Linked DNA regions of Mus musculus: region 1 is linked to region 2. A link is a contact called in ENCODE Hi-C or POLR2A ChIA-PET data. All regions are on one chromosome and are shown on one strand. Each heading gives the region's core, a stretch centred on a gene start or an enhancer-like site at or near the end of the contact. The rest is flanking DNA. Distances are from core to core; before and after follow the strand shown.

The links. A loop is a pair of places that touch in the nucleus more often than their neighbours do. ChIA-PET counts read pairs that join two places held with the same protein, here RNA polymerase II (POLR2A).
Region 1: a loop to region 2 is called in a map of heart, with 3 times the contacts of the local background. The contact joins the promoter of B4galt1 here to the enhancer-like site in region 2. A Hi-C loop is called at or near these places in 7 of 37 maps with a recorded cell type or tissue (T-helper 17 cell, gastrocnemius and heart). POLR2A ChIA-PET finds 5 or more read pairs at or near these places in 4 of 5 experiments (Patski and embryonic stem cell).

Annotation. Positions count from the first base shown.
Region 1 is chr4:40,851,942-40,857,802 of GRCm38, reverse strand. It overlaps B4galt1 (UDP-Gal:betaGlcNAc beta 1,4- galactosyltransferase, polypeptide 1), which reads left to right and starts at 3,819. Exons shown (of 6, transcript NM_022305.5): 1 at 3,819-4,412. The coding sequence starts at 3,998.
Region 2 is chr4:40,815,354-40,821,539 of GRCm38, reverse strand. All of the region lies in intron 2 of B4galt1 (UDP-Gal:betaGlcNAc beta 1,4- galactosyltransferase, polypeptide 1), which reads left to right. Among named protein-coding and RNA genes, the nearest start is that of Mir5123, 32 kb to the left of the region's middle. Within about 2 kb of position 2,284, at least 1 of the 3 ENCODE cell types and tissues checked has a DNase peak (open chromatin) inside an H3K27ac peak, as active enhancers do; it is heart, where a contact is called at or near this core.

The sequences.
Region 1 (5,861 bases), core at 2,570-5,069, 35 kb before region 2:
CCTTCCTTCCTTCCCTCCTTCCTTCCTTCCCTTCTCTCTAAATTTCAACTGCCCAGTAACTTTCTTGTTCATTTTGAGACAGGGTCTTCTATAGCCCAGGTCTAGACTGGAACTTGCTATTTATTTAAGGATGGTCCCCCCTGCTTCCACCTCCCAAGTTCTGAGGTTACAGGTGCAAGTCACCATGTCTAACTTTAAATTAGTTATTTAATTTTTATTTTTTAATTTTGAGACAGAGTTTTACCACATATATAGCCTTGACTGGCCTCAAACTCGAAATTCTCCTGTCTTCACCTTTTAAGTGCTGCTAGGATTACAGTTCGTGTGACCATCCCTAGCTCTGAAATTTATGTTAATCAAAAGAATTCTCTAAGAAGTGATATTTTGGGGACCAACAAAGTGGCTCAGCAGGTAAAAGTCCTTCCCATCCCAACCCAATGATCTGAATTCCCTCCTCAGATCCCACAGTGGGAGAACTGACTTCTGAAAGTTGTACTGTGAACTTCAAACACTTGTGACATGTTTGCACACACACACACACACACACACACACACACACACACACACGTGATAAAAATGTTAAAAAGAAGTGGTTTAAGGCTGTGTCTTAGGAAATGTTCCTCTGTTTGGGGACCTTTTTGGAACGTGTTCTCCACATTGTGAGGAAAACCTGAACAGTTGCCAGGCTAAGTCATTACATGGAAAGGCCTTTGGGGAGGGGGTCGAGATGGAAGGTCTCATTACTCAACCTAGCTGGGCCCTATGAGCTCCCAGCCTCTACTAGCACCGATTTCCAGGGCACACACAAGAGCTTGGAGAAGCACTGTGTGAAGGTGTTTTGAAATTTGCAACTGTGCTAGTGCCGGGTTATTACTACGGGAATCAGAACTGCCAGCCGAGGTGGAGAACTGCTGTCAAGCTGCTTGGGAGTTGGGAGTTATAGACCTGTGAAATAACTGCCTGCTGTGTGCCAGGTACTGTCCTCTGTTCTCCTCATCTACTGGGGTGTGACAGCAATGTAAACTGGCAGGCATAAAAAAGGCTTAGTCCTTGATGGGTTCTTTGTCATCCCAATCAACAGACAATCAGCAGGTGTTATTCCCCCCCCCCGCCCCCGCCCCTATTTCAGGCCGAAAGGGTTGTGGGATATATCTGTGGCCCTAGCACTCTTCTCCTGTCTCCTGGCCATCATCTGTAGCTAGAAAGCTTTGTCTCCATTTTCCTCTGCTCATTTTTCAGATGTGGAGCTCATGCCTCAGCATAGCTCACTCCCAAGCAAAATTTCCCTGCTAGCATAGGATGGTGGAGTTTGTTCTTTACCCTGACCAACTCTCAGAAGATAATTCTTGACTTTGTCCTCTACAATGACTTAGCAATAAAGGTTTCCTTTTTCTTTTCATATACTGAGATAACCATTTCTGGGATCTAGGTGTGGCGACTCATACCTACAATCCATGCCCTTGGGAGGCTGAGGTAGAAGGTTGAGAGTTCAAGGCCAGTTAGGCTAACCTAGGCTATTAGGGTGAGCTCCTGTTGAAAAGAAAGAAAAGAAGAAGGAGGAGGAGGAGGAAGAGGAAGAGGAAGGAAGAAAGAAAGAAAGAAAGAAAGAAAGGAAGGAAGGAAGGAAGGAAGGAAGGAAGAAAGAAAGAAAGAAAGAAAGAAAGAAAGAAAGAAAGAAAGAAAGAAAGAGGCAGGCAGGCAGAGGGATGCTCACAGATATTCCTGGTCATGATAATGGAGGCCTACTTATAGTGTCAGATTTGTGAGGTTGAGGCAGGAAGATGCCAAGTTTAAGACCACCCTGGGCTATGCAGAGAGACCCTAATCTCAGACCAAACCAAACCAAACCAAACCAAACCAAACCAAACCACAAGTAGGTTGTGCAGATTTTTCAGGAGTTATGGGGTAGTCCAAATGGGTCTTTTCCAGAACAGGTTTTGGTGTTGGGGAACTGGAAGAACAATAACGCCTCTTTCTGAGGGGGATGAGGACGGGAGTGGGATGGAGGGGTTAGATTACTGTGTGCGGGACTCATTTGGCTGAGATGATACTGGAAGGTGGAGGGTTAGGGAAGAGATGTGGGTTGGATCCACAAAGTTTTGTGTTATCAGCTTATAGATAATAGAACCACACCTAAGGAACATAGACATAAAAGAGCCGCAGGGACCACAGCCTCAGGACCTCACCAAGGGAGGCGAGGGGCCAGAGAGGGTCGGTCAGGAAGTCACCTGATGAGCAGTATACTTTCTTTTCTTTCTTTCTTTTTTTTTTTTTTTTTTTGGTTTGTTTTTGCTTTTGTTTTTCGAGACAGGTTTTTTTTCTGTGTAGCCCTGGCTGTCCTGGAACTCACTCTGTAGAACAGGCTGGCCTCGAACTCAGAAATGCACCTGCCTCCCAAGTGGTTTTTTTTTTTTTAAATACTTTCTATGATTGCAACCAAATGTCACTCAGCCTGCTTTCTCATCGATGAATCGGAGACAGTTAACAACCCCTATTACATGGCATATATTGGTTAACAACAAACTCTCCAAACATAGGAGTAGCTAGAATTAGCATTCCCCATCTTAAGGTTCTCATCACATTCAAGGATAAATGGGTCTGAGGCCTCGGGGTCAAGACTTCAAGTGCTTAAATCTTCCAGCTTCCACTTTCAGATCAACAAGGTTAGGTAAAGGAACGCGCAGTGACAAAGTTTTTAGGAGCCCTGAGTTCCACAGCTTATCAGCTGTGAGATTTTACAGGCCATTCATTCTTATTCACTCCAAGGCACTGAAATCTTTGTTTACTACATAGTCTGGGCTGGCTCCAAACTCTGGCTCTTCCTGTCTCCGCAACCAGAGTCTGGGATTACAGGTGTTCACGACCGCGCCTAGATTCCAGTATTCTGTTAAATGGGGACTGTGTTCCAGCGCTGTGTACAACGGGCTGTTCTGTACGCAGGCTTAGGAATTAATGCAGTTTTCTGCCAGTCTCATCCCAACAAGCATGTGTCATCTCCATGTGGCATGCACTAGAGGCCATGTTGCACCTAGAACCAAGTTGGGCAGGTTCCTGAGGTTTCCCAATCCTGCAAACACTTATGTGGGAGTAAGAGTAGAGCAAGATGGTCACTTCCCTAGCAGGACTCAATAAGCAGCTCCTCCACTTTAGCCCCCTCACAGGCAGGCGGACCCAGCTAGGGTAAGTGGATCTTTGGAACGCCCCAGAGAATCCGTCCGCTGGCCTCGCGGGACGTCGAAGCCGGTTTCCTAGACGACCTTTCTCCACTCCATTTTCTCACTATCCCAAGGCTACCGCCTGTCCTCTTGTCCTCACTAGCTGCTGTCCCAGGCCCATACCCGAGTCACTGGGTACGTCAGGAAGTGGTGAGCAGCTCGTTGAACAAGAAGCTGGTTTAGAGAGACTTAAGCTCCACGGTGAACGCTAGGAAGAAAAGCTGAGCGCCGCTGGGTATGGGATGCCCGCTCAACCCAAGGCTGCGGTGGGGCTGGCGGAGCGCCACGTTTAGTCCCCAAGTGTCGCGACGCCCTGCAACCCAACCTCCCGAGGGCCCGCCCCTTAGTGCCTGCCCCCCAAGCTCCGCCCTCCCTTAGCTGCCAGAAAAACCCGGCTGAAGGTTCCGCCCCTCAGTCCCCTCTCCGAGCCTTGTCCCTCATGCCCCGCCCCTCTCGAAAAAGACCCGCTTTGCGGCCCCACCCCTTAGACTCCGCCCCCCCAGGTTCCGCGAACAGCCTTCCGAAACCCGGTTGAGGCCCCGCCCTAGGTCGAGACCACGCCCCCTGCTCATCCGCGCTTGTGGTTCCCGCTGATCTCTCCAAAGTCCCGCGGCCAGGGGTGTCGGCTTTCCGCCGCAGGCGGCCGGTGCTGCGCTAGGTCCTAGCCCCCTCCCCCCGGCCCCTCCTTCGATCGCTGTGGTCGGGTAGCGCCTGGCGGGCGGCCTGCGGGCGGGCCGTCCTCTCAGCCGTAGCCCACCCCCTCTTAAAGCCGCGGCGGGAAGATGAGGTTTCGTGAGCAGTTCCTGGGCGGCAGCGCCGCGATGCCGGGCGCGACCCTGCAGCGGGCCTGCCGCCTGCTCGTGGCCGTCTGCGCGCTGCACCTCGGCGTCACCCTCGTCTATTACCTCTCTGGCCGCGATCTGAGCCGCCTGCCCCAGTTGGTCGGAGTCTCCTCTACACTGCAGGGCGGCACGAACGGCGCCGCAGCCAGCAAGCAGCCCCCAGGAGAGCAGCGGCCGCGGGGTGCGCGGCCGCCGCCTCCTTTAGGCGTCTCCCCGAAGCCTCGCCCGGGTCTCGACTCCAGCCCTGGTGCAGCTTCTGGCCCCGGCTTGAAGAGCAACTTGTCTTCGTTGCCAGTGCCCACCACCACTGGACTGTTGTCGCTGCCAGCTTGCCCTGAGGAGTCCCCGCTGCTCGGTAAGACCCAGGATCTGAGGACGTGGACTCCTCGGATTTCCTCAGTAGGGTTCCAGGGATATTATCCTAAGATCTCTTTCAGGACTGCCAGCCACCAGGTTTTGATCAGAGTGCATAATCCCCAAGAAGGGCTTAATCCTCTTTGGGATGACCCAAAGAGAGGTTGGCTGGTGTCTCAAGAGGCAGGGGCCCTGTTGGGAAACCCCCAGGCTCTTACCCCAGCACCAGACAAGGCCCTGGAGACACCCTTGTTCTGGCCCAGGACTCAGGAAGTTTGAAGTTGGGGTCAGTTTAGAGTAGACTGAAAAGGCTGCTCTGCAACCTTCCCTACCTATAGTAGCAACACCGGCAACCTTCAACCTTCTGAGGACAAGACCGACAGTGAGAAAACCACCTCCCCTCCCCACCACCCTCCACTCCGCCTTAGAACAAGCCACTTAACTTTCTCTTTAAGGTTTCTTTCTGGTAAATGGAGATAATAAACCACACGTATTTTGGAGTTGTTTTGAAGAAGTAAATGAAACATTGTAACTAAGAGTTTAAAGAATGAGGATGAACTCTTAGAAAGTTGCTACAATTGTGGGATTTCCTCCTGTTTGTAGGTGCTGAACCAAGGGGCCTTCTGTCTCCCACCCCAAGTTCCTCCTCCTGATGCTTCCTCTTAACCAAACTGAGCAGGGCCCTCTCCAGGGGCAGAGGGCCTGTGTACTCAGGGGACTGACTGGAGGGCTAAAATTAACCCGGTCAATGGGGCTGCACTTTCCTGGAAATACTTGCCCAGCTGATACCAGGCAGGGGGGCAAGTATATGAGTTTGTGTTCCCAGTACTAGGCGACTGGCCAGGGTAGAACTTTGACTGGAGATCACAGGTAGTGCCAGGTTTTAGAGAATGTTTCGCAGAGTGAATCCCATCTCCCCACAGACAGACAGGCAGGCAGCGTGCTAATAGCTCTGTCTCATTCTGGGAAAGCCTTGGCAGAGCAGGCCTTCCTATAGCCTGTTGCTCAATGTCTCCAATAATTACTTCAATGTTTTCACATCAAGTTTGGGAGGAACCTCTTGGAATTGGCCAAACATGAGTAATCGAATTACTTTGGACTTGGTTGTTAATTTGGGAAACAGGAATAGTTCTATGGAAAGTGAAGTAGAACATTAGTCTGACTTCAAGCATGTTATAGTGTTTCTTCCTGTTGTATAAAGTGGACTTGTCTGTGCTTACCTCACAGGGCTATTTTTAGGACTAATTGAGATTGTATATAGAGTAGGCAGGCACTCAGCAAGTAATCAACAATACAGTTTGAGGATGTGAAGTGGCGATTTCTTAGACTTCCACGGAGATGGCTCGCTGAACAACATAGAAGAGGAGGAAGTGACCGAGTCCTCAGACCACAGAATGTCTGGGCCTTTTGCTTTTATTTTTGGTTGTTGCCTGAGCATCATGCAGAAAAA
Region 2 (6,186 bases), core at 1,035-3,534:
GTCACTGTTCTCTAGAGCTTGCCTAGACCCCAGAGGGCAGGGATAAAAAAAATTCTGCTCTGAGTCAGGGACAAGTAGAGAGAAGAACTGGTCACATGAATAACGCTGGGTTGCAACTAAGCCCCAGGTAAGATTCCTAAGTTCAATAATGTCCTCCCACTGGGCCACAACAGCTCTTCTTGAGGCCATGTATCCTCTTCCTGGCATGTTTCTCAAAGCCTGGTATCCAGGGCTGTAAGTGAGCCCCATAACCTGGAGAGCCACTTCCCAGTCTGTGATCATGGGCAGGCCACAGAAGCCCTTGACTACTTAATAAACACTAGCTGTTATTTCTTTCCTGTCCTTCTTGCCTGTTGCCTCTGCCTGGGACCTTGCTGGTAAATTCCTTATTGTTCTTCCAGCCTCCTGCTTTAGCCCAATGAAGCACCAATATCAGGGTCTTGCCTCCCACCTGTTAGGGCCTCTATGGGGTCAGAAGATAATGAGTAGCCGGTGTGAGTCAGAAGACAGGCTCTCAAGAAGACTCAGGGGTCATGCCTCATAAACTTTTTTAGGAGGAAGGTTGTGTCCTAAGTCCACTGGGTTTCTATGGTTTATACTTGCTGTTAACCTTGTTCAGTGTAGGCCCCTCCAGCCACTATGAAACTTAAAGCTCAGCATGAGTGTTCTGGAGGGGAGTGTGGGAGGTGCTCCCCCATTGTTGCAGAGAGGGGCAAGGGTGTCCTTTGGGGTTCTGTCTCTCCTCTTGCCATATGTATGCAGGTCTTGCTAGAGTCTCAGCATATCCTACTTGGTGTCATGGGTCCTACTCTGACACTTAGGTATCAGGCTAAATTCAGCCCTGGGGTAGACCTTGGTATGGAAATGAATGTCAGGGCGTCATATAACAAACAGGGAGTGTGTTCTGTCACTCACACTTCAGTCAGGAAAGCCAGGTAATAGTCAGGCTGCCACCTGGTAGCACCAGCCTTAAATGAAAAAGACAAAGGAAGAAAGAAAAGCAGAGGTAAGGAGCTTTAGAAAGTATCCATCATAAAAATTACAGTCGGTCATAGCCACTGCAGTGCTTTGCCCCCGAGTCAGCAGCTGAGAGGCAACTTTCCCAGTGTCACAGTGCTTCTGTCACCTTTGGGTCCTCATCTTTCTGACTCTGTCCGTGTCACGTCTTTACCTTAAAGCCTTCAACAACTTCCCCCTGCCATAGGCAAGGACCTGAGTGATCTGAAACCTTATCGTGGGATGCCACCTGGGGAATAGTCCTGACCTACTTCCAGCCACTTCTCCTTGTCACCCTTCACACAGCTTGCTACAGGCAAGCAGCCTGTCATTCTCACCCAGACACTTGTCACCTCCCCCTTGTACTCTGTGCATAGGCCTTCTCCGGTGGCTTTTTCTGGATATGATTTAAGCCTTGACCTCATGAGCTCTGTGAAGCCCCTGAAGTAGAGGTGACCTCTCCTCCTTCTCTTGGTACAAGGGACAATTACCATTTTTGTGTCTCATTTTGGCCCTTGATCCTTAGTTCCTAGCCAGACTCACTTCCACATGTCTGACCGTGGATCTCCTCCGCAGTCCAGAATGGACTCTGCAGGGTTTGGAACATGGGGTTTCTTTCTTTGAGTCCTGCTCATTTATTGATACCCATACTCAGGACCCCTCTGCCCCCGGTTCTCTAGTTGGGCCCATTCCTGCTGGAAGCAAAGCCTCCTCTCCTAGCTTGGCCATATTATGACCCTTTTAAAACTGGCACAGTCCCTCCCCAGGGCCCTTCACCTGACGTTCCTGTGCGTTGCTGACTAGGGTATAGGCTGCCTGTGATAAAACCTTAGGGCAGTCTTCCTTTTTGGGGAAGATATAATATGCTTTAGCCCCATGTTGGCTCATAATCATAAAACTCTTTTGAGTCAAGACATGATAGGTGATTCAACCCGCTAATTGTAGTCCAAAAAGAGGAAGATTGCAAGTTTGAGACTAGCCTCACTACATAGTGTGCTCGGGGCTAGCCTGGGCTAGCAAGCCCCAAACCCAAAGCACAGTCTCTCGTGTTCCTTTGTATTTTGACTTGCATAGACCTCTAGTGAGGGCTGCTTTGTAGGCTGCGTAGGCAATCAGATCATGGTCACTGGCGGACTGGGATTAGGTGATGATAGAATGTCCTGATCGCCATGATGTGTACTTGGTGTACCATGAGGCTTGTTAGCTCATGTGAGAGAGGCAGCAGCTTGTTAGTAATAGCTGCCAAGCCCCCAGGAGCCTTTGTGACTCGTGATACCTCCAGGCAGACCTGGCTGGACAGGCTTTGGGAAAGAGAGAGTGCCAGCCTGTGCTAGGAGGTCAGATGGTGCTTTGTTTGGCTGTGACTTTGTTCTGTTTTTGTTTTGAAGATACTTTTTGAAAAACGTGTGTGTGTGTGTGTGTGTGTGTGTGTGTGTGTGTGTGTGTGTACACTTGTGTATACATGAATGTAGGTGCCAGTAGAGGCTAGAAGAGGGCATCCACTGGAGCTTGAGTTATGATGGGCAATTGTTGGCCTCCTAATGTGAGTACTGGGAACCAAACTCAGAGAGATGCTCTACAAATGCAACATGTGTTCCCCACCACTGAGCCGTCTCCAGCCCCTCCTCCGAGGACCATTTTAGGCTCTAAGATAGCAGTTCCTCCAGGAGGTCAGGATCAGTTATGGCAAAGCAGAGCCGTGAAGGTGGCTGCTTCTTGGCCCTTAGGACTTGACTTCTGTCTTGATTATCTTTATGTCACCTGTCTTCTATTTCCTCTTCCAGCTGTCAATGGATGTGTAGGGGGATGGAACTTTAGGAGGGAGAGGGCTCAGCGGTTGACCTTCCCTTGCCTTGGGGCATGACTGATACGGGGGTGGAGTGGGAGTGGTGGAAGTGTCTGCCAGTCCAGTCTGAGTGCCACCCTCTGCCCTGCTGTCTCCCTGTCTGACCACATCTGTGGTTTCTCCTGGGGAGTGTCGTAGCACTTACTGGTACTCAAGCGCTAATGAATAACCTCCAGACATTTACACAAAAAAGGGAGTGACAGTGTATTTGGACTTGGCTTTATTGGAAGAGTGGTCCAGTGAGTCCTGCCGCAGCCTGAGGCTTGCCGGTCCCTTTGCCCATATCTTCTGCGTGTGCCTTCTTTTCCCTTCTAGTGGGGACTTTTGCCTCTACTTGTCAGTCCTGTTTGTAGCAAAGCAAACTGAAGGAGGAGCGCCTTCCTATTCATGAGTGGCTTCTTACTTTTCACCTACCTTCTCTTCTGTCCTCTCTGCCTCCTCTAAAGAAAGAAAAGTCGACTTACCTACCGCTGCTATCCTAACTACTGCCGTCACCTTCGCCGCCACCGCTGCTGCCACTGCCACTCTGGTAATGTCCTCACATCTGACACAGTGCCAGGCCTCTCTGGCAGGGGGAAGCTGTGAATAAGCCCCTGTGACTGTCTTCCAGCTGTGGTGCCTCCCAGGCAAGCACAGGGCTGCTGTGGCCTTGCTGGGAAAACATCGAGATCAGTGGAAGCCAGCTCATGATGATGCAGAACCCGAGAGACTTCGCCGGCTTTAGATTAAACCCCGGTAGAGCTCACACTCATAGTGTATGTATATAAATGTTTATATCTTGTCTTTCTCCTCAGGTCATATCATTAGCATCTTCCCATGCTGTTTCATAGTCTCCATATCCATAACTTCAATGCTTTCATAGTAATTGGTCACTGAGTTCTACCACAATTAATCCTTTTCTTTATTAGAAGCCTAAATAAACAGTAGCAAACATCCTCAAGGCTCAGGTTTGCTGTGTTGGCTTCTTCTGCATTCAAGATTGTTTCCTCAGGCTAGATTTTCACACATAGGATTGTTATGTTAAGAAATACGTTGCACATCTTTATAATTAACCAGTATGTAGACAAATTGCTTTTTGAAAGAGAAGTCTCTGTTTTTAGCTTGTGTCTTACATGCTGCTCTCCCAGCCTGTGTTCTCAGAAGTAAATGTGCTCACCCTTGTGACTACTGTAGCTAACAGAATTGCCTCCCAAGAGTATGGGCCCTTGTTCTGAAGAGCCTGTGTCTTTTACTTAGTGGCGAAAAACTTAAAAGTCCCAGATTCAAGTTCTGTTGGGGACTGTGTCTAAGCCCAAAGCCACCAACTTATTATGCATAAAAACTAGAACCCAGCTGCTAGGAACTGAAAGAAGAGTAGATATTAACCTGCCACGGATTCTGCATCATCCCAGCTCCTGACCTCAGCTCTGAGCGCTCGCTCCTAGCTGTCTCACAACTCACTCAGCCGAGGTCTTAGCATCTTCGGAGGCACAGAAAGATACTTGGGGCATGGTCAGCAACTGCAATTGGCTACAGACCTGCCCCTGGATTTGAAGGTACTGTGAGTAGGAGTGGCTTTTTGATGAGGGTACGACAACCTAATCTCTCCCATCACAGATATTCTGATTCATAGAGAATCCTGGGAGCAACCTTGTTGTTGAGCTGCCTATTGCTGGTGTGTCCTCAGGCCATCTGGGTCTCAGGATCTGTCTGCTGATGACAGTGTAGGCCTGCGTCCCTGGAAGGCAGAATGGTTGGACAGAGGCTGTTGAGACTTGGACAGGGTGAAACATGACTTTCTTTAGCTGGTCCTCTGGCCTTGGTTGCAATCAAAGGAAGCCACTTTTGTCCTTCTTAGCTTCTCAGACTCAGGGTTTCCCTGGAGACTAGACGAGACTCTGGGACCTGTTCTGTCCCCCTCACCCAAAAGGCTCTCATGAGGACACATGCTTAGGGCCAGGTGGGCATGAGGAACTCTGGCTTGAATTCTTCCTTTAAGGAGGAATTAAAATTTTACCCACCATTCCTTCCTAGGCTTGCCTGTTTTATATGAACTGTTTTATACAACCGTTTTTCTAATTGAACTGGTCTCCCTGTCTTTTCCTAGACTGAGAGACAAATCCCTCTAGACATGCAAAACAGAGTGTAAGACTCCCTTTGGCCTAGAGGGCCCACCTCTACAGCTGTGTTGAATTCTTGTTTCTAAAGTGTTTCTTTTTCCTCATCGTTTTTTTACAGATCTCTTCCCACATGATGCCTCCTCCCCAGCCCAGTGTCTCTTCTCTCATCTGCATTCTCAGTCATTTAGAGGTTTTAGCAATTTGGGGGCTTTTCTTCTTTCTGCCTGTTTTTCCCCCTCAAATGAGGAAAGGCTAACTCTAAATCTTGTCTGCCAGTGTGCAATGTGAGAAGGCCACTTTTAAAACCTGGATCATGCTGGCCAAGGCGGTACATGCCTTCACTCCCAATAGTCAGTCTCTGATTTTTGAGGCCAGCCTAGTGTACACAGTGAGATCTTGTCTCAATACCAAAGCAGACAGAACCCCAAACCGACCCAAACCAAAGTAAAAAAAAAGAACAAAAAAGCTGAGTCGTGTTTTTACAGAGGAATGTGCCTCAGTGTGAAGTGTCTCCTCCCCAGACTTCGCACTGGGCATTCCCACCCTCTACCTCGCTCTCGAAAGGTCTCAGGTCTCGCACTTTCTTCTGCAGCTGGAGGCTTAATCATGTGAGTCACAGGCTAATTCCCTTAAGCCTAATCCTGTTTAGAAATGCCCTGTCTGTCAGAGCAGCAGGAATTGAGGGGGACTCTTGAAGCTGGTAAAAAAGACCACAAGCAAATGCTAAAGAAGGTGGAGTCGCCCGGAGCGTCAGGAAACGTGGCCACAGGACTCTAGCCTGATAGTCTGATAGCCCCAGATGGACGAACAGTCTGCATAATCATGGTAGTAGCTGAATTGTTACTAGGTAGGGTACAAAGGCCTTTTGTGCACTCTTGTGACAAAGCAGGAAACTGAGGCCAGAAGAATAATCATCCATTCACTTATCTAGTAAGTGGAGAAACTGGGATGAAAGTATCTGTTTTGTCTCAGTTGTGTATTTGGCCTGGTCTGGCACTAGGTGCTTGATAAATTTGCACTTAATTGAGTGAAGCAGTAGGTCGTGATGGTGGGAAGGAGTCGTGGGAGGAGGGTGACTTCTGTCTCTAAGGAGGTTGAGAACATCTTAGAAAAACATAATTGGCTTTGCATGCTGTCTTTCTGGCCAAGAAAGGAAAGCATTTCACCCAAAGAAACCAGAAAATAATTTCACTTTCTACAGTCTCAAGGAGAGAAGAGGAAGGTACATTTTGTCTGTCTTCCCAT